Regions from separate parts of the Homo sapiens genome. Here regions 1, 2, 3, 4, 6 and 7 are each linked to region 5. The links are chromatin contacts, found by Hi-C or POLR2A ChIA-PET in ENCODE. All regions are on one chromosome and are shown on one strand. Each heading gives the region's core, a stretch centred on a gene start or an enhancer-like site at or near the end of the contact. The rest is flanking DNA. Distances are from core to core; before and after follow the strand shown.

Region 1 (2,700 bases), core at 167-2,666, 900 kb before region 5:
GGTTAGATATATAATATGGGAAACCTGGAAAAAAATTTTAATGGTATAATAAACGCTTACAACCTAACATTAAGTGAAAAAAGCAGCTGCCTTATTGCATATGATCTCAATTTGGGAAACAGGAAAAAATATAAATACAAACACACATGCACACACACACACAAAGTCAGAATACTATAAGAAAATAAACTGAACGGTCACAGTGGCTCACGCCTGTAGTTCCAGTTACTCAGGAGACAGAGACAGGTGGATCGTTTTGAGCCCAGGAGTTCAAGACCCGCCCGGGCAACATAAGGAAACTCCATCTCCACACAAAAAAAGTAAAAATTAGCCAGGTGTGGTGGCTCATGCCTGTAGTTCCAGCTACTCAGGAGGCTGAGGAGGGAGATCAGTTGAGACGAGGAGTTCGGTGATGCAGTGAGCCGAGACTGCGCCACTGCACTCCAGCTTGGGCAATATAGAGCGAAACTCAGCATCAAAAAAAAAAGAACATCTTTCTATTCTGAATTTTCCCAATTTTCTACAATTAAAAACGCTTTAAAGATCTCTATAAAGTCAGTCAAGGGAATTTCTATCTAAGCACTTACCAGCAATTTGAGCTCCTTCTCTTTTGGTCTAGGTGGCTCTAAAATAACAATAAAGGCTACAGTGATTGAAATTCACCAGACTTGAAATAGACTGCAGCCTTCTTCCTTCCCACCTTCTTAGAATCTTTGTCCTATTCATCTTCCTTACGCTTCCCCGGGTTCTCTTACTTCTGGATTCTAACAGTGAGTTGTGAGAAGCAACGCGGAAAACGGAATGGAGACTCCAGCTTGTTTTAAACGAGCTGTATTACCCCGCACAGTGCAGGAGAAAAGATAATTGGCTCAGGTCTCGGCTCTGCCATCTACCACCTGTGGAGCCTTAGATAAGTCAGTTCTTATCTCTGTCACTCAACGGTCTCGGTCTTGTCATCTTTTACATGGAATGTCATGAAATATACAGTACATTGCAGGAACTGCCTCAGGTAAAGACTTCTAGGGTTCAGTAGGTCTCAGTCGATCCCTCTGAGAAAGGCCGCACCCTAAATGCACAGACTCTGACTCTAAGGGGATGGGGTCGGGGAATCTGCATTTTAGTAGCTTCTCAGGTGATTCAGATGCTCAGTCAGGATTGAGAAACCAGGACTCTTCCCAGCCCTCCTGTTCTCTGATCCACTTCTCTGCTTCCTCCACGTCCTAACGATTCTCCAGTTCCCGCACAGCAGGAGCGGAGGGAAGAGGGGAGAGAAGGCACCGCTAAGGACCGCTGGCCCCGCCAGGCGGCCGACCTCCCCATTCCAGGGGCGCCAGCCGGCGGATTACATAACGGGCCTCGGGGCGCGTTCTCGCGAGGTTTCCACCGCCCCCTCCTCGCTCCACGTCAGAGGGAACCGGGCGGAGCGGCCAACATGGCGGAACGCAGGAGACACAAGAAGCGGATCCAGGTAGCAAAGCCGAGCTCTGGGCAGGGGGCTTCGGCGCGCTGGATAGTGGAAGGGGCGGGGAAAGCCCCCTAAAAGGGCGAGCGAAAGCAAGGGCGAGGTGGGGTGGGGTGGGGTGGGGTTCCGCCGCGAGGCAGCTGGCTGCAGGCTGCGCGTTGTGAGGGGCCTGAGGGGGGGCGGTGTTGGCGACGGCGGAGACAGAGACGGAGGTGGTGGTGGAGCAGCAGGGGAAGGAAGGAGGCGCCGCGCTCAGAATCCGGCTGCGGAGGCGCGGCTGTGGGCCTGGAGTTCCTGTGGTCGCGCTGTCCCGGGCCTGAGCTGGAAGGTCAGCCTCCCCTGGGGCGCAGACGCTGACCCTTCCCGGGGCTCCTCCCCTCCCTTCACCCCATCCTCTGGCCTTAGCTGGCCTGAAATTAAGGCCACGGTAATAGGGGTAGCAGGAGGCGGCGGACTGACCTAAAGCAGCTGGTTCTTTGTGCGCATAGACCGTAAGGGGGAATGATCTGGACTTGGTCAGCTGCCTCGGGGCCTAGGCAGGGATCTGCTCATCCAGATGTTCAGTTGCGTTGCCCTTCTTTCCCTTCAATATTATTAACTTAATAGTCCACTTGAAGCTTGCCGGCTTTTTTCCGGGCGACGTGGTGTAAACAACCACAACCTCGTTGGTGCTGCAACGAGCTGGTGGAGCCCAGAAACCTTTCACATGCCAGTGTGTCATCCTCGTAGTAACGTACATAACATCTCCCCCTAATTCCACATGCGTGTCATTTGTGCATTTCTTCCTTGCGATTTTCCCTGGTTCTTGTTCTTTGCCAAGAGGATTAATTATGTAGAACATCTTGGACTCAGGATATTTATTAGTCGTCTCATCAGCTGATGTGCTGAGAAACCTTCATAAGCCCTCAAATTGATCACATGTAGTAAATTGTTACTATAATCATAAATTGTTACATTCATCATTGCCTTTCTGTTCCTTACTATTTCATTGCTTAGAATGATTTTTTCTTTCTTCCATTTTATCCCTTCTTTTTTTTTTTAAGTTTATCGATTTATTGGCGTACAATACAGATGTTTTGAGCTATGCAAGTTAAAATTCTTCTGTAAACTTTTTAAGTGCTGTGAAAAAGACACACATGATCAGTAAATTTGGAATTTTGGAATTTGGCAGAAATAAAGTAGTTCCGAACAGGGTGCAGAAGGGAATTAGAAAGAGGCAGATTTCGAGTTCAGACAGA
Region 2 (2,700 bases), core at 172-2,671, 560 kb before region 5:
GAATCCAGCTCAGAATTTAAGAGTGATTTTTGTGGCAGTGCGATTCACTTTCATGTAACTTGTGCCTTACTGGTGTTGACATTTTATTTTTACTCCAATTACTATTTTTAGTATTTGTATGGATAAACAAATTATAAGTACCTAAGAATTAGTGGCTGTTTAATGTGATCTTTTACAAGATATCTGAAAATGAAAGCCCATGCCAGATGGATTCACTAGACTTGAGAGGGTTAAGTTTTCATCAACAATTTAGCTGGTCAGAAGCAAATTCCAATTGTTTAAGAAAGAGCCTGTTGAAACGCTCTAGCAAAATTTTTGAAAATTTAGATGCTTTGTTTTTTCCATAAAAGGGAAGTGCTGGGTGGTTTCTAGAGGTAGTGCCACATAACCAGATTTAAAACTTGCATGAGATAAACTATCTGCAATGTGGGTGGCTACACTTGATGATTTTTACATTATTCATAATATATTTAGGAATAAAAACATGCAAAGGAACTTAAATACAGAAAATACAGAAATTTAGCTCACATTTTACGGCCTTTTACAGAAAATTTTTAAGAAAAAAAATTTTTGAGGCAGTAGATTTTTATTTAAACAGCCAGATTTTTTCTTTTTCTTTTTCTTTTTTCTTTTTTTTTTTTTCTTTTTTTTTTTTTTTTGAGACAGTAGTCTTGCTCTGTCACCCAAGCTGGAGTGCAGTGGTACGATCTCAGCTCACTGCAACCTCCGCCTCCCAGGTTCAGGTGATTCTCATGCTTCAGCCTCCCGAGTAGCTGGGATTACAGGAGTGTGCTACCACCCCCGCCTAATTTTTGTGTTTTTAGTAGAGACGGGATTTTACCATGTTGGCCAGGCTGGTCTTGAATTCCTGACCTCAAGTGATCCACCGCCTCGGCCTCCCAAAGTGCTGGGATTACAGGTGTGAGCTCCCGCACCCAGCTCAGATTTTTCAATTTAAAGATCATGAAAGAACATGCATTTATGTACAGTTTGGCTCAAGTTTATCCAGTTAGAAAGTATTCATTTTCTAACAGGGAAATTTGAATCAGCATGCTAAAGACTTGCTATCTTCCTAGATTATTTTATGTTTTAAATTTTAATTTATGTATTTATTGAGGGCCTTATAATGTGTCTAGCACTATGCTGATTCTGTAGGATTTGGGAAAATGTTAAATAATTTTTTGTGACAGACGGAATAAATGCATTTCAGAAAAGTTGGCTTAAAGTTTAAAAAAAAGGCCTGTGTGTATGTTATTCCTTTACTTAGAAGATATTTCCCATGATCAAAATAAAAATGAATGTTCTCCCCCAATAGTGGGGAGTACGTGGTAAGGCAGCGGGGTAGGCCTGGTGGACTGCAGTGTGCCTGGTTGGCAGAATACTGATTCTATCTGCTTCACCACCACCAGGGGCCAGTCTCTTGCTATAATGAAGGTCAGAGTTACCAGCACCATAGCCCTCTGGAGGAGCCAGTGTATTCACTACAGGCCGGTTACCTAGAGGTTCCAGGATTTTATCAGTGCTGATCATGTGTATTTTAATTTTACGGAACTATTAAAAGTCAATATACCGGCCGGGCGCGGTGGCTCACGCCTGTAATCCCAGCCCTTTGGGAGGCCGAGGCTGGCGGATTCCTTGAGGTCAGGGGTTTGAGACCAGCCTGGCTAACGTGGTTAAACCTCGTCTCTACAAAAATACAAAAACTATCCGGGTGTGGTGGTGCATGCCTTTTATCCCAGCTGCTTGGGAGGCCGAGGCAGGAGAATCGCTTGAACTGGGGAGATAGAGGTTGCAATAAGCTGAGATTGCACCACTGCACTCCAAACTGGGCGAGAGGGCGAAACTCCGTCTCAAAAAAAAAAAAAAAAAAAGAAGTCAATATACCCTTTGAACTGTTATTCAGAACGCTCTAATATGTTATCAGGGAACCTGGAAGGTTTTGTACTAGAATTGCTCTGCCCACTTTAACCATTCTGGATGTTAGAACTTCCATATAAATTAAACACAAATAGGGCCTGTTAAGTGCCAGGCACTGGAGATTCATCAAGCAAGAGTCTAATTGTGTCATGTTTCATCTGTGAAGAATACTTTCAGTTGAAAATAAAACCAGGGCTGCTTTTGGTCATTAAGACACAAAGGAATTCAATTAAAACAAAATCCAGGAAATTATCCACATTCTTCAGTTGTAAACTTTTTTTATTTTTTTTATTTTTTGAGACGAAGTCTCGCTCTGTCTCCAGAGTACAGTGGTGCGATCTCGGCTTACTGCAACCTCTGCCTCCCAGGTTCACACCATTCTCCTGCCTCAGCCTCCCGAGTAGCTGGGACTACAGGCTCCCACCACCACGCCTGGCTAATTTTTTTGTATTTTTTTTTTAGTAGAGATGGGGTTTCAACGTGTTAGCCAGGATGGTCTCTATCTCCTAACCTCATGATCCGTCCGCCTCGGCCTCCCAAAGTGCTGGGATTACAGGCGTGAGCCACCGCACCTGGCCAGTTGTGAACTTTCTATATCAAATGTTGCATGGCATTACAATAGTGTCATTTACTATGACCTGGCATTCATATGCAAAGAAAAACTTTTTAAAAATAGTGTTACTCACAAATTTTAATCCATGGATATTTACAGACATTCAAATTGTCAATTAGAAACATGATTTCAGTGGTGTTTTGATTATGTTGCTATTTCGCAAACACTAC
Region 3 (2,700 bases), core at 109-2,608, 960 kb after region 5:
TAAAGTTGTGCTTATTAAATTTGCAGATGAAAACTAAGGGAAAATATCAAAATCAAGATTCACAATGATTTAACATGAATTGGAGAGTGGGTTAAAATTACCAAGAATTTAAGCAATAATAGTGTAAAGTTTGACAAATCAACTTCACATAGATGGGATTGGGGAGATGGCTGGTTTAACGAGACTTCATGCAATAAAAGACCTGAGAGCTTCAGCTCACTGCAAGCTCAGTGGTATCTAAGAGCATGACAGCAACGCTGCTGTGATGATAGGCAGTATTAATAAGACTGTCATACCCGGAACAGAGAAGTGATATCTCCCCATTCTCTGACTAGATGACAAGCTTTATCGCTTGTGTGTATGTGCCCTTATTGGCCCAACCACATTGGGTTTGTAGGATGGGGAGGCAGGAGGAGGGTGCTGCCTCATCCCAGAGAATTTTGGACACATTCCCCAGTGCCACAGGGGCAATGCTACGGCTGATGGTGATTTTGGAGTTCATACATAACTCTGGACCCAGTACTTAGATCTGCTAATGAGTAGATAGCTTATGCAATTTCCCTACCTTGTAATTTCCTCCTCTGTGAGAGTATTTGTGAAAAAATATTGCATAAGGACTTTAAAAAAATGGTTAGAGCTAAGTTTTGTTCTGAAGTCTAGGCCAAAATTGGATTTGAGATTGATGGATAGAAGAGGTTTTCTACTTTCATTTGCTAAAACCATGAACTTGGATTTGATCCTGGAAGGAGAAAATGTTTTTTGCAATGATATCTATCAGGAGCTTGCTGGTTGGACTGATTGCTATTGATTGACTGCTTACCAAATGTTTTTAAGATGACCTCTAGATATGCTCTCTGGTTTAGTCATCTCATTATAAAATTTGCAGAGTATTAGCTATGAGTGATTATAATCAAATAGACAATAAATTTCTTACAGTCAGGAAACATATGCCTTTTAGGATTTTCATTTCTAGTCCCTCCCTTCCTCCCTCCCTCCCTTCCTCCCTTCCTTCCTTCCTTCCTTTCTTCCTTTCTTCTTTCTTTCTGCAGTGTCAAATAGTGCTAAGCACAATGTAGTAGATGACTGATTGATAGTGATAGTCCCAATCTTTACATAACTGAGGGCCCCCAGGTCAGGCTAAACTATTGCAAATTCAGACAAGACTAAGGAGGTTCTACAGTCAGCTGTATTTGCATGAAGCTGAGAGTCCACTGGGGAAGAAAAATCCTCCCACAGAAGGAAAGTCAAGGCCAGTAGCTGGGTCCAAAGATAATGGGATAGACCATACTGTGACCATCTGCCAAGGACAAGCAACAGCAGGAATCACTGCAGCAGCTGCAGAAGGCATGGGGCCCAGGGCCACCTGGAGGCAGCTGGAGGAAATGAGTGTGGGAGCCTGTGCTGCCCGAAGAGCAGGCTCCTGAGGGAGACATCTCCTGGAACATTCGAGCTGGGACAGAGTCCCGCGGTCCTGCAGCCAGGGTGAAGTAAAGGAAAATAGTGTGGCCTAGAGCACCAGGGTTCTCGTGTGTTTTAAACTATTTTGAAAAACAGTTAGAAGAGAAAACTGGTGTACATCCTTCAAAGGGCACACTCCCGTATCTTTCCTCATGAGGAAAAGCTGGTAAAAGTAATACCTCCTCTGTGCTTTCAGAGTGTCTACTGTTGACAAACACCATGTTTAGGTTAGAAAGAGTCTACTGATTTTTCATTCCAGAGTTACACTCATATGTTAAAAATAAAGGCTTTTATTCACTAAATTTGCACCAAAAATTATACAAATCTTTCTTCTAAGAAAACAGAGCATAAGGTTTTCCTAACTGAAATAATTATGTTTTTCAAAAACCAACTATAGAAATTATTCCTCACCACATGTTCTCACTCATATGTGGAAGCTAAAAAAAGTTGATCTCATAGAAGTAGAAAGTAGAACAGAGGATACTAGAGGCTGGGAAGGATGGGGGATGGGGGAGGGAATAGGGAGAGGCTTATTAAAGGATGCAGTATTATAGCTAGAGAGGAGGAATAAGTTCCAGTGTTCTATACCACTACAGAATAACTCTGGTTAACAATAATAGATTATATATTTTTAAATAGTTAGAAAGAAGATATTGAATGTTCCCAATATAAAGAAATGATGTTTGAGATGATGATTACGCAAATTAACCTGATATGATCACAATAGATTTTACATTTTGAAACACCACTATGTTTCCCATAAAAATGTACAATAATTATATGTCGATTTTTCAAAATGGCATTAAATCTATGTTGTAAATGCTTCTCAGATTTGATCAATGTGTATGTGCTCTTTGAAATGTCTTTAATTAAAAAAAAAAAAAAAGGGCCGGGCGCAGTGGCTCACACCTGTAATCCCAGCACTTTGGGAGGCCGAGGTGGGCAGATCACGAGGTCAGGAGATCAAGACCATCCTGGCCAACATGGTGAAAACCCCCTCTCTACTAAAAATACAAAAAAAAAAAAAATTTAGCCAGGCGTGTTGGCATATGCCTGTAGTCCCAGCTACTCAGGAGGCTGAGACAGGAGAATTACTCGAACCTGGGAGGCAGAGGTTGCAGTGAGCCAAGATCGCGCCACGGCACTCCAGGGCAACAGCGCGAGACTCTGTCTCAAAAAAAAAAAAAAAGAAAGAAAAAGAAAAAGAAAAGATTGTCTTCTCTAGCCCAGAATTAACAAGAA
Region 4 (2,700 bases), core at 111-2,610, 940 kb after region 5:
GCAGCACTCCAACTTTTTATATGGATTGTTAACTGTACTGGTTCTTGAGAAGCCAGACTGAGCGCTTATACAATTAGTCCAAAGATCCCCAAACAACATTTAAAGGCTGTCTACAAATTCAAGCTAAAAGACTGTGTACAAATTCATTTGTGTGTCACAAAACATTTAATACTGAAAGAGATTCTTATTCAAATAGGCAGTGTGTAAATGTGGGGTCTGTTAACAGTTCAAATTGCAGATTCCTTTCCTTCTTTAAGTTTTCATTGCACCACCACGAACTAAACCATTTAACATACCTCAGAGGTCTCTGGGTACCTAGTCTCTCAGAGGCCTTTGGAGGCCCACGAAGGCTTATCTTAACTAAAATTGGCAGGGCTGGCTGATAAAGTTAACGGAACTCCCCATTTTGGAGGCAGACTTAGTAATGGTCAAACGAAGAAACTGTTGTGGTCTGTTCTTAAAAAGCTACTAGTATTTAGTGCTTCACAGAGGAAGTAAAGAAAGCAATAATCCGAGATGAGGAGGAGCAAATACAGGCGTGGCGGTAGTTCAGGACTGAGTCTACAAGGGCGGTTCTCAAGGGCGTCACAAAATCCTATGGAAGGCTTGGAGGACGGCACTCCTGGATCTGAGCCCTACGTCCCAAACACCTTCAATCGTATTGTGAGGAAGAAGACCTTTTACACACTCCCTGCTGCTGGCCCCCGGCCCCCTCGCCCCACCTCCGAGTGGTCACATCACACGGCGGGAGCCGCGGTCAGCAGCTGTGATCACACCCCCAGGACCGTGCTCTGCGGGCTGGGCTCGAAGCCTTGGGACGCGGCACTTCCTGGTTGGTACGGGATGCCGGTCCCATCGCCCCCACCAGCCCAGTCATGCCACCGCGCACCCGAACCAAGGGCGCCCGGATGACCTGGGGACACCACACACACTGCACCCGAAGCCCTGTGGCGGCGAGGCGGTGCATCCTGCAGAGGACGCCTGGGCTTCAGCCTGAGCCTGCGCGGCTCTGCGCTCCAGGCAGCCGCCCGCGCGGCAAAAGTGCGTGCCAGAGTTGTCAGCTTTCACCCTGCAGGAATTCCACCCGAAGGCGTGCGAGGGAGGCCCTTGGGGATCGCTAGGGAGTCCGCCGCCGACTCACTCGCTGAAATCCCGTCCAAGTTGGGCGGGGAGCGGCCAGCTGCCCAGGTTGGGCGGAGGAGGGACGGAGGGCGAGGGCAGTGGAAACCCGGCTCCCACGGGCGCCCGGTGATCCGGGTCTCGGCGCGGCTCCTACCTGCAGGGCGAAGGGGCCGCTAGCACCTGCGCGTTGGCGGCGGACTCTCAGGGCTCGGGTGCCTCTGGCACAGCTGGAGCTCAGCGGGAGGGAGGGAGAGAGGGCGGGCCGGAGGGGGCTCTGCGCTGCGCGGCCGGCAGGAACTCTCCGCCCGGATTCGCCCCGGATTCGCAGGGGTGGAGCGAGGCGGTGCCAGGTCCCGGGGCGTCGCGGTGCCGGCTGGAGGCCCCAGCGGGGCAGGTCTCGCGACTGGGCCTCTGATCGCCCGCGTTCCTTGTTCTCTTTTCCCAAAGTTTCATAACTCGACCGCATCACCCTAGGGAATGCTCGCTATTAGGACCATTATCAGGTCCTCTCGAGCCGCCAAGGACCAGCCACCTTTCCCGGAGCTTTGCCTATGATATCTATTCTTCGACTACTGCGGATAGTAGCCACAACTGGTCCAACTTATAAGTAAGGAATCAGCAAATCAAACGGCTAAATAACTTGCCTGAGGTGACATAATTAAGAGACTGGAGCTTTGCTGGAGTCTTTATAAGCCTTCTTGCACCTCCTTAGGGAAGTGTTATCGCCAATTTACAGGTAAGGAAATGAAGGCTCAGAACCAGCCCGAGGTCACACAGCTTAGATGGAGGGGGACGGGAATTTGTGTCCCGATGTCTCTAAAACTGGTTATAATTCAGAAATCTTAGCATAAAATAATAAATTGGGAGCAAAACAGGGAAAAGACCCATTCCACCTATGGAACCGTTCAAACACGGCAATTTTGCTGTTTTCAGTCCACTTAGAATAAAGTCTTAAGAAAAAGAGAACCAGTTGTCATGTGGCTTGAATAGCAGCCCTTTGGGAATGTAATTTTGAATATAGGCCAGTTCCAACCTCATTACACGATATTGCATCCCGCCAAAGCCAGGGGAAGCAATGGCCTCCCCATGCACCAAACTGCTAATAACGTCAGCCACTTTAAAGCATTTAGTGGATATTACACAACTGCGACTGACCAAGTTACATAATGTCTTACTGCACACATGGCATTGCATGAAATGAAAAATATAATATACCAGTCCAAATTAGGGGAGGGGGGCCAAATTATAGTCTGGAACTCAGTTTTCCTGTAACCTACAGTTGCTCAGCCCTCCTTAGACCACATTTTTGTCTCTTGAGCACATCTTTTCCTAATGATAGAAGAGTCACACAGCCCTCACTCTTTCCTTGTTGACATAAATGATTGATGTCTTTTGAATCCTATGATACTGACAGATTTTTACAATTAAACACATGACTCTCTGAGCAGAGTATTGCCTAAGAGGAGTTTAGTAAGTTTCAGACAAGCATGTTACTGGAAGGCAGAATACCCTCTCTCCTCCCCTCTTTCTCAAGCTTTATTAGTCACAGATGGTCTGATAAGTCTTGTGCACACACGT
Region 5 (2,700 bases), core at 170-2,669:
ATTATAGGCAAGGGAAGGGGACTTTGGTAAAAAAAAAAAAAAAGAAAAGAAAAGAAAAAGAAAAAATAAAAATAAAAAAGGCAAGGTGCCGTCCCAGCACTTTGGGAGGCTGAGGCAGGAGGATCACGTGAGGTCAGGAGTTCAAGGCCAGCCTGGCCAACATGGTGAAACCCCATCTCTAGTAAAAATACAAAAATTAGCCAGGTGTGGTGGTGCATGCTTATAATCCTAGCTATTCAGGAGGCTGAGTCGGGAGGATTGCTTGAACCCGGGAGGCGGAGGTTGTAGTGAGCCTGATCATGCCACTATACTCCCACCTGGGCAACAGACTCTGTCTCAAAAAAAAAAAAAAACCTAAAAACCAACACCGTGGAACTTAAATTTTCCATATCCAAACCTTTTATACCAAGACCATATAATATGGCTACATAAGCAAAATGTTACTGTGGCCAGCAACCATGTACATTCACTGCAATATGAACAAACAAATCTGTATTTATCAGACTATAACCTCCAATTTAGATTCACCCAAGTGGCTACCAAGTATTACACATTAGTTTGCTTTCTCAGGTAGCATGGTAACATGTGCCAAAAGATAATTACCCAGTTGGCGCAGAAGTTAATTTGGGAGACACAAACAACTTCTGTCTAATGGAACAGATAACCCTATAGGGTTTATGGCCATGCTGGGCATTACCCAGTTTTGTAGCTAGCCCAGCAATTTTATCCTAACTTTATTTGTAAATTGCGCATGTATATCTAGCTTTTCAGATATTCTTAGGAACATTTTAACATCTTACTGGTTCCCTTACTAATGACTTAAGTAAAACATCTGAAGCACGTTTATTTCACATTGCTGGAATCTAGACTTATACTTTTCTAAAAATTACTTCACCGAGAAACTTCTTCCCCAACTGAAAGTTCTCAAAAACTTGTGATGTCGGCCATCGCGGGAGCTGAGCGCCTAGGAGCTCCCTCTGGCCTGGCAAAGGTCGTCAGACCGGCCCGATTACCCACCATTCCCCTACCCAGTGCTGAGTGGCAAAAGCATTATCAGGCGCGAGATAGTAAAGAAATGGCTCAGATTGCAGTACCACCGGCCCATTTACAGTTGTGCCTCCCTCTTTCCCGCGTGTCCAAAACCACCCATCCTAAACCAATTCCGGGCCCAGCTCCAACTCCACTAGACCTCATGGCAGCTGCCAGGGAGTCTCGAAAAACAGTTCAGGATCCTCGCGTCTTGGTTGTGTTTCTGACCCAGACTTCACTACTCCCCTCCCTTTATCTTGACTGAGACGTCTCCACTCGACAGATGCAAAAATCGTTACAGCGGAAATCATTAAATTGCCACACAACACTCCCACCAAGACATCGCTCACTCACCGGCGCCATCTTGCGAGTCGGCCGCGAGAGCAGAGAGGAAGCTACGGCCGCGCGGTCTGCATTTATATCAAAGCGTGCTGCGTCACGCGCTGAGAGCGTCAGATTGTCGCCTCCCGGAAAAGAAAGCGGGAGGAGCGCTGAGGCCGGTAACCCAGGAAACCAGTGCGCTGCCGGACGAGAGTAGGCCATCGGCTTTCCGCGGGCACACGCGGGTGGCTGTGGTTGAACTGACTCTCGGGTTTCCGCTCCTGGCTGTTCAAGCCGATTAATTGCAGTGGCCTCTACAGTTACCTAGTGGCTGCTCCCGGATACGGACGCACGCGAGGGATGCAGGAGTCATCTTTCACTAATCACCGGAATCCCCTTTCCAATCAGGGCAAGGCAGTGTCTCAGGTTGCTTTGGGATCTCCTTTTATTGCAGTTATAATCCTCCAGCGAAAAAGTTATTTGTTTGTGTTTTGTCTGTGAGCCTCGTTTTCTAAATGACTGTTGAGGGAAATTGGTGCTTCGGGGACCAGGTCCTCGGGAAAAAAAAATCATGTATATATATGCTTACACGCCCACGCCTGTAATCCCAGCACTTTGGGAGGCCGAGGCCGGAGAATCTCTTGAGCCCAGGAGTTCGAGACCACCCTTGGCAGCGTAGGCATAGGGAGAACCCGTCTCTACAAACAATTTTAAAAAAAATGGCCCGCGTGGTGGTGCGCGTCTGTACTCCCAGCCACTCGGGAGGCTGAGGCAGGAGCATCGCTTTACCTTGAGAGGCGGAAGTTGCAGTGAGTCGAGATCGAGCCACTGCACTCCAGCCTGGGTAACAGTGAGACTGTCTCAAAGGGAAAAACACGTAGTGCTTGCTTCTTGTTCATTCGTTTGGTATAATTTATCATGGGTTTTACAGTTAATCCCAGGTCTCTTGATTTCCATCCAAAATGCTCCCAGTTAAAATTCAATGAATGTTTGCTGTGACCTATCAGTATGTACAAGACACACGAGGGTGGAAGTGTCTTGCTGACAAAAGGAAAAAGTAGCTTTTGAGCTTTGAAGGATTGTAAATTGACATCAGATCCGAAAAGTGGCATGCTGAACCGCTTGGGTTTAGCAGTAATATGTTTTCGTGGAGATGAAATTATCATACCTAGGGGTAGGGGTAAGGGATGGGGTGGACTTTGTTGTTAATTTGAAGAATGACCCCAGAAAGTAAGAACTGTTCGTGGCCTTTATGCCAGCAAGTAGTTATCGTGGAAACTATGCTTTAATAGAGCATATGACTTGTAGAGTCTGAAGAGAGGCCCTGAATTCCTAGAAGAAATCCATTTC
Region 6 (2,700 bases), core at 147-2,646, 940 kb before region 5:
CAAAGTGCTGGGATTACAGGCATGAGCCACCGCGCCCAGCCCCATAGCCCCTTTCTTTAAATGAGTTGGACCAAGGTGCTGAGATTAGCTGGCGTTAAACCTACTGTCCCCCAACTATCCTCTTACTCCCCATCTCTGCCTTAGGTGCCTACTCAGCAACTTCTCACCACTCACCTCCTGTAGGTAGAAAAAGAAATTCAGCAGAAAAAAAATAACAACTAAAACCCAAAGCCCCAAGTGCAAATGAACTCTTTTAAATAGGTGTAGAGAAAGGATTGGTGGCTCAGCTGTTAAGGAACATTCAGGAGAGCCTGCAACATATTTTGTTCCAAGTAAATGTCTAGTTCAGAGGACTCAGCAGATAAAATATCCTCTCTCTAAAAAGAACTGAAATTACTGAAAATATGTGCACATTTATATCATTACACATGGCCCAAACTGCTCTGGTGAGAAAGAAGGGGGTACATCTGAGCGACAGGGACATGTATGTGTCCTCGCCCCAGGCCCTGAGTACATCCACCATGGCTGAGGGTTAGATCCTCACACATTTCAGTCCCCTGGCTGCCAGCCTACCTCTGCTTGAAAATTTATCCACGTGGTTCCTCCTTTGGATGCTCACAAATTGTCAGGTGCACACTACCACACCCAGCTAATTTTTTTTAAAGAGATGGGGGTCTACTATGTTGCCCAGACTTGTCTCAAACTCCTGGGCTCAAGTGATCCTCCAGCCTTAGCCTCCCAAGTAACTGAGATTACAGATGTGAGCCACCGCACCTGGCTCTTTAATTTATATTAGCCATTTTCTATAATTTGCTTAATTAAAATAGGAAAAGAAATAATTACTTAATGCAGTTTGTTGGGGGACGGCTGGCTCAGCGCTGAGAGAGGTGGCCAGGGAATGGTGGGAGCTGCAGTGGTGGTGGCAGTGGCTGGGGTGATAAGCACAGCCTGGGGCTGCCCCTCCTCGGGGGCCATGCTGCATTGCACTGCATGGGTAGCCACGAGCGAGTCTAGGACGCAACGGGAACTGTGGAAGGTGCATCCACAAATGGACCAATGTGTGTAATGATGGAATCTCCTTACTAACCATTACCACTGCCTCTCCTTGATAAGTGAGCCAGAGAGTGAGTGGGTCAGGGGAGAAGAAAAGAGGTCAACATGAAGCTAAAGCAGCGAGTCATGCTGTTAGCAATTCCTGTCATCTTTATCTTCACCAAAGTTTTCCTGATTGACAACTTAGATACATCAACTGCCAAGCAGCGTTTCACTACTTGATCCCCTGAGGGCTTTTCACCGAATGATGACTGGCTTGTGGATGGAGCTGTCACCCAAGTTGGACCACACGTTGCAGTCTTCCTAGGAGACTGCAGCCCAGTGGGTGGTTCCCCAGGAAGTGTACTGTGAAGAGACACCAGAGCTGGGGGCAATCATGCATGCCATGGCCACCAAGCAAATTATTAAAGCTGATGTGGGTTATAAAGGGACACAGCTGAAAGCCTTACTGATCCTTGAAAGGGAACAGAAAGTTGTTTTCGAACCTAAGTAGTATAGCCGAGACTATGTAGTGGAAGGGAACCATATGCCGGTTATGATAGACACAATGCGGAGGTAGCAGCCTTTCACTTGGACAGGATTGTGGGTGTCCCAGAGCCCTGCTGATGGTGGGCAGATCCGTTCATCTTCAGACAGAGATCAAGCCTGTTACCATGGAGCAGCTGTTGAGCCCCTTCCTAACTGTAGGACACAATACTTGTTTTTATGGGAAGTGTTATTACTACCGAGAAACAGAATCAGCTTGTGCCGATGGAGACACAATGGAAAAATCTGTCACACTTTGGCTTCCAGATGTGTGGCCTCTCCAGAAACACTGACACCCGTGGGCCAGGACTTACTGAAAAGGCAAATTGGCCAGGTGGGAGTATGATGAGCGCTACTGTGAGGCTGTGAAGAAAACGTCCCTTTATGACTCTGGCCTGTGCCGCCTGGACACCATTAACACAGCTGTCTTTGATTACCTGATTGACAATGCTGACTGCCATTACTATAAGAACTTTCAAGATAATGAGGGCGCCAGTATGCTCATCCTTCTTGATAACAACAAAAGCTTTGGGAACCCCTTGCTGGATGAAAGAAGCATTCTTTCCCCCCCTCTATCAGTGTGGCATCACTCAGGTGTCTACCTGGAACAGACGGAACTACCTAAAGAATGGTGTGCTGAAGTCTACCTTAAAATCTGCCATGGCCCATGACCCCCTCTCCCCAGTGCTCTCTGATCCTCGTCTGGACGCCATGGACCAGTGGCTCCTGAGTGTCCTGGCCACCGTGGAGCAGTGCACTGACCAGTTTGGGATGGACACTGTATGGTAGAAGACACAATGCCTTTCTCCCACTTGTAACTCTCAATAAAAAATAAGTGAAACTTCTTTTTACAAAGATAGAGAAGCAGCACAATCAATTCCAAATGGTATGAAATGGATTGGAAATGGCCAGCAGCAAGTTCTGGTGACAGGGGACAGGGTGGCCTTGGATGTCTTTGGTGTTTTCTGTAGTAGAAACTAAAGCAAAGACCACAAGTTTCTGAGCATGGAGATGTTCCTGCTGAATCACCTTCTGAATTCCTCAGCAATTGCCCATTCTAGCAATAGGCATCATAGTTGGTCAGTCTTAATTCCCAGGCCAAAGGACAATCAGACATTTTCA
Region 7 (2,700 bases), core at 106-2,605, 830 kb before region 5:
GATACAAACGTGTATGGACATGGTCATCTTTAATCTCTAACTGCTATGACACTCAGAGAGGTTGAGAGGCTCAGGACACTCCCCTTGTTCAAGGCTCTGCGTGAAGAGGAGAAGGAAGAAATTGTGCAATATTTTATTTTATTTTATTTGTTTCAGATGAAGTCTGTCTCTGTTGCCCAGGCTGGAGTGTAATGGCGTGATCTTGGTTCACTGCAACCTCTGCCTCCTGGGTTCAAGTCATTCTCCTGCCTCAGCCTCCCAAGTAGCTGGGACTACAGGCATGTGCCATTACGCCCAACTAATTTTTGTATTTTTAGTAGAGGCAGGGTTTCACCATGTTGGCCAGGCTGGTCTTGAACTCGTGACCTCAAGTGATCCACCCGCCTCGGCCTCCCAAAGTGCTGGGATTACAGGCTTGAGCCACTGCGCTGGCCTAATTGTTCGATATTTTAAATGTTTAAATGACCGGCAAGTCGTAGGTGCTCAACAAATATTTGTTGAATGACAACAAATTAGCACTGTTGACACAAAAAAGGCAATGCAATATATGGGCTATTTAATATTTGCAGATTTTTATTTAAAAATCTGAATTCACAGTACACTGCAGGCGGTTGCTTAGAAGCATACAAGTTTCAAGAAGTTCTGTCACCCTGTGTATACTCTTTTTTTTTTTTTTTTTTTTTTTTTTTTTTTTTTTTGATACGGAGTCTTGCTGTTGCTGCCCAGGCTGGAGTGCAGTGGTGCGGTCTTAGCTCACTGCAACCTCCGCCTCCTGGGTTCAAGCGATTCTCGTGCCTCAGCTTCCCAAATAGCTGGGATTACAGGTGCGTGCCACCAAGCCCGGCTAATTTTTGTATTTTTAGTAGACATGGGGACCAACGTGGACCATGTTGGCCAGGCTGGTCTCAAACTCCTGACCTCAAGTGATCCGCCCACCTTGACCTCCCAAAGTGCTAGGATTACAGGCATGAGCCACCGCCTGGCCACCCTGTGTAAACTCTTATCTGGAGACAACTGCCAAGTTTACATTTGCAGAGGTAAGGGAAGGAGAGGCCCTGACCCAGTGGCCCCCGCTCGCCCGCCTGCTGGGGAGATGGGGAGCTCCTAGGACAGGGGCCGGGTCCTCAAGATGTGGCATGAGGAAGGGGGTCTCACTGAGCCCCCAAGCGGCTCCCGCACTGCGCACCCCTGGCTGCGTCCCTCTGCCAGCCTCAACTCAGCCCTCTCCTAGCCGGCGGGGGGTGACAGTCTCTGTGATATCTTTCCGTCCCGCCGGCAGGCGGCGCCCTCCGGCCCTTGTTTCGTTGGGCCCGGACGGGACGTGCGCGCTCAAAGGTTGCCCGTCTCTGACGCCCGCATTTCCTGGTCTGGAGCCGGCTGAGCCACAGCAGGGTCGCCGCGGGGTCCCGGGGCCGTGCTCCCCTGCCCCTCCCGGGAGCGCGCGGGGCGGGGCGGGGCGGGGCGGGACCAGGCGGGCGAGCTGGGCCCTCGCCCCTCCCTCGGGCGGTCACCTGGGCACGGGCGCTGCAGGTGTCGGGGCCTCAACCTTGCGGAGCCGACAGCCATCGATCCTCGGGTGAGTGCGGGCGCAGGTGGAGGGCGCCCGGCGCTCTCGCCACCGGCGTCCCAGCCTCGGGGCGGCGAACGGTCCCCGCGCCGCTCCCAGCCTCCCTGGCCGGGCGTTCAGCGCGCCTGGGAGGGGAAGGAATTTCCTTTGCAGGAACTCAGGGGCTGGGGGTTCTCTGCTACTTAAGAGATCCAGGAGTGGAGCCCGGACGCCCGAGCCTTCCTGCTTCGGGATGGGGATTACCGCGGAGCCTTAGCAACTGGGGTCTGTCGTGGGTTTGAGGGCAGGGGGTCTGGGGAATGGGCGTGTCCCGCACCCAGAGACTCGCCACCCTCTCTCCAGGGGAGATGCTTTTTAAACATGACAAACCCAGCAAGGTTATAGAAATGGGTGTATGCAACTCTTCGCTCTTTCCTGGCGCCCAGAGGTGAATAGTCTCACACACACGCGCGCGCGCGCGCGTGCGTGCATTCATTGGGGCCGACTTTGCCTCCCCTCCCCTGGCCTCGAGCGTTGGGGACGGCGCCCCCGCCCGCGCCCGCCACTGGGATTAAGCCCCAGGGCCTTGCCCGGCTATTTGTTTTCCGAGGCCGTTGCGTCCGGGTAGGTTCCTGGATGACCATCCTGGCTGGCTCAAAATTCCCTCTAGATTACCTGCGACCACCCCCAGGAACCCGGAGACTGAAACTCCTTTTCTCACCTGCGCAGGTGGCCTCGAGGTGGTGGCAGGGCCGCCCCCTGCAGTCCGGAGACGAACGCACGGACCGGGCCTCCGGAGGCAGGTTCGGCTGGAAGGAACCGCTCTCGCTTCGTCCTACACTTGCGCAAATGTCTCCGGTAAGGGGAAGTGTCGCTTAAATCCCAGAGATAACCCCCACCGAGAAGCATCACAAAAGACATGAACGAGTGTTTAGCTCTCAGGATTGTTATTGCTTCGAGTGAAATGGTTTCTTGTGTGCTTTTGTGCATTTATATATAAATATAAACATATATGTATACATTTGACAAGCTCTAAGACCGGCACTTGTGATATCTCCAGAATAGAGTTATTATAGTTATTTGGAAATTGTCAGTGAGGATCAGCTTGGTTGCTATGCGAATTGCAGGGAGGAGGACCTGTGTGCAGTTTCAAA

Evidence for each region. Hi-C counts contacts between places; a loop is a spot of excess contacts on that map. ChIA-PET counts read pairs that join two places held with the same protein, here RNA polymerase II (POLR2A). Pooled maps may share reads with other maps.
Region 1: a loop to region 5 is called in a map of CD8-positive, alpha-beta T cell, with 19 times the contacts of the local background. The contact joins the promoter of SEC62 here to the promoter of RPL22L1 in region 5. A Hi-C loop is called at or near these places in 7 of 168 maps with a recorded cell type or tissue (CD4-positive, alpha-beta T cell, CD4-positive, alpha-beta memory T cell, CD8-positive, alpha-beta T cell and 2 more) and 17 of 50 pooled maps. POLR2A ChIA-PET finds 5 or more read pairs at or near these places in 4 of 52 experiments (CD4-positive, alpha-beta T cell, CD4-positive, alpha-beta memory T cell, activated T-cell and 1 more).
Region 2: a map of ascending aorta shows a loop between it and region 5 (2.4-fold over the local background). The contact joins the enhancer-like site here to the promoter of RPL22L1 in region 5. A Hi-C loop is called at or near these places in 1 of 168 maps with a recorded cell type or tissue (ascending aorta) and 4 of 50 pooled maps. POLR2A ChIA-PET finds 5 or more read pairs at or near these places in 6 of 52 experiments (BJ, CD8-positive, alpha-beta T cell, Caco-2 and 3 more).
Region 3: POLR2A ChIA-PET joins it to region 5 with 10 read pairs in A673. The contact joins the enhancer-like site here to the promoter of RPL22L1 in region 5. A Hi-C loop is called at or near these places in 4 of 50 pooled maps. POLR2A ChIA-PET finds 5 or more read pairs at or near these places in 2 of 52 experiments (A673 and PC-9).
Region 4: a pooled map shows a loop between it and region 5 (4-fold over the local background). The contact joins the promoter of PLD1 here to the promoter of RPL22L1 in region 5. A Hi-C loop is called at or near these places in 2 of 50 pooled maps. POLR2A ChIA-PET finds 5 or more read pairs at or near these places in 2 of 52 experiments (GM12878 and MCF 10A).
Region 6: a loop to region 5 is called in a pooled map, with 5 times the contacts of the local background. The contact joins the enhancer-like site here to the promoter of RPL22L1 in region 5. A Hi-C loop is called at or near these places in 1 of 37 single-sample maps with no recorded cell type and 3 of 50 pooled maps. POLR2A ChIA-PET finds 5 or more read pairs at or near these places in 1 of 52 experiments (activated B cell).
Region 7: a map of CD8-positive, alpha-beta T cell shows a loop between it and region 5 (9-fold over the local background). The contact joins the promoter of GPR160 here to the promoter of RPL22L1 in region 5. A Hi-C loop is called at or near these places in 1 of 168 maps with a recorded cell type or tissue (CD8-positive, alpha-beta T cell) and 8 of 50 pooled maps. POLR2A ChIA-PET finds 5 or more read pairs at or near these places in 1 of 52 experiments (activated T-cell).

The regions. Positions count from the first base shown.
Region 1 is chr3:169,965,391-169,968,090 of GRCh38, forward strand. SEC62 (SEC62 preprotein translocation factor) reads left to right here and starts at 1,417. Exons shown (of 8, transcript NM_003262.4): 1 at 1,417-1,468. The coding sequence starts at 1,433. It also overlaps the pseudogene FHL1P1. RefSeq lists an enhancer at 1,096-1,535.
Region 2 is chr3:170,308,915-170,311,614 of GRCh38, forward strand. No RefSeq gene overlaps it. Among named protein-coding and RNA genes, the nearest start is that of SKIL, 47 kb to the right of the region's middle. Within about 2 kb of position 1,422, at least 3 of the 41 ENCODE cell types and tissues checked have a DNase peak (open chromatin) inside an H3K27ac peak, as active enhancers do.
Region 3 is chr3:171,828,758-171,831,457 of GRCh38, forward strand. No RefSeq gene overlaps it. Among named protein-coding and RNA genes, the nearest start is that of TMEM212, 13 kb to the right of the region's middle. Within about 2 kb of position 1,359, at least 22 of the 41 ENCODE cell types and tissues checked have a DNase peak (open chromatin) inside an H3K27ac peak, as active enhancers do.
Region 4 is chr3:171,809,123-171,811,822 of GRCh38, forward strand. It overlaps PLD1 (phospholipase D1), which reads right to left and starts at 1,361. Exons shown (of 27, transcript NM_002662.5): 1 at 1,277-1,361.
Region 5 is chr3:170,868,776-170,871,475 of GRCh38, forward strand. It overlaps RPL22L1 (ribosomal protein L22 like 1), which reads right to left and starts at 1,420. Exons shown (of 4, transcript NM_001099645.2): 1 at 1,384-1,420. The coding sequence starts at 1,392. RefSeq lists enhancers at 913-962, 1,132-1,858, 1,859-2,584.
Region 6 is chr3:169,930,840-169,933,539 of GRCh38, forward strand. The region is part of intron 7 of SAMD7 (sterile alpha motif domain containing 7); the gene reads left to right. It also overlaps the pseudogene FAM20BP1. Among named protein-coding and RNA genes, the nearest start is that of SAMD7, 21 kb to the left of the region's middle. Within about 2 kb of position 1,397, at least 4 of the 41 ENCODE cell types and tissues checked have a DNase peak (open chromatin) inside an H3K27ac peak, as active enhancers do.
Region 7 is chr3:170,036,640-170,039,339 of GRCh38, forward strand. GPR160 (G protein-coupled receptor 160) reads left to right here and starts at 1,356. Exons shown (of 4, transcript NM_014373.3): 1 at 1,356-1,576; 2 at 2,276-2,404. RefSeq lists silencers at 1,331-1,810, 2,121-2,170, 2,331-2,380 and an enhancer at 2,236-2,700.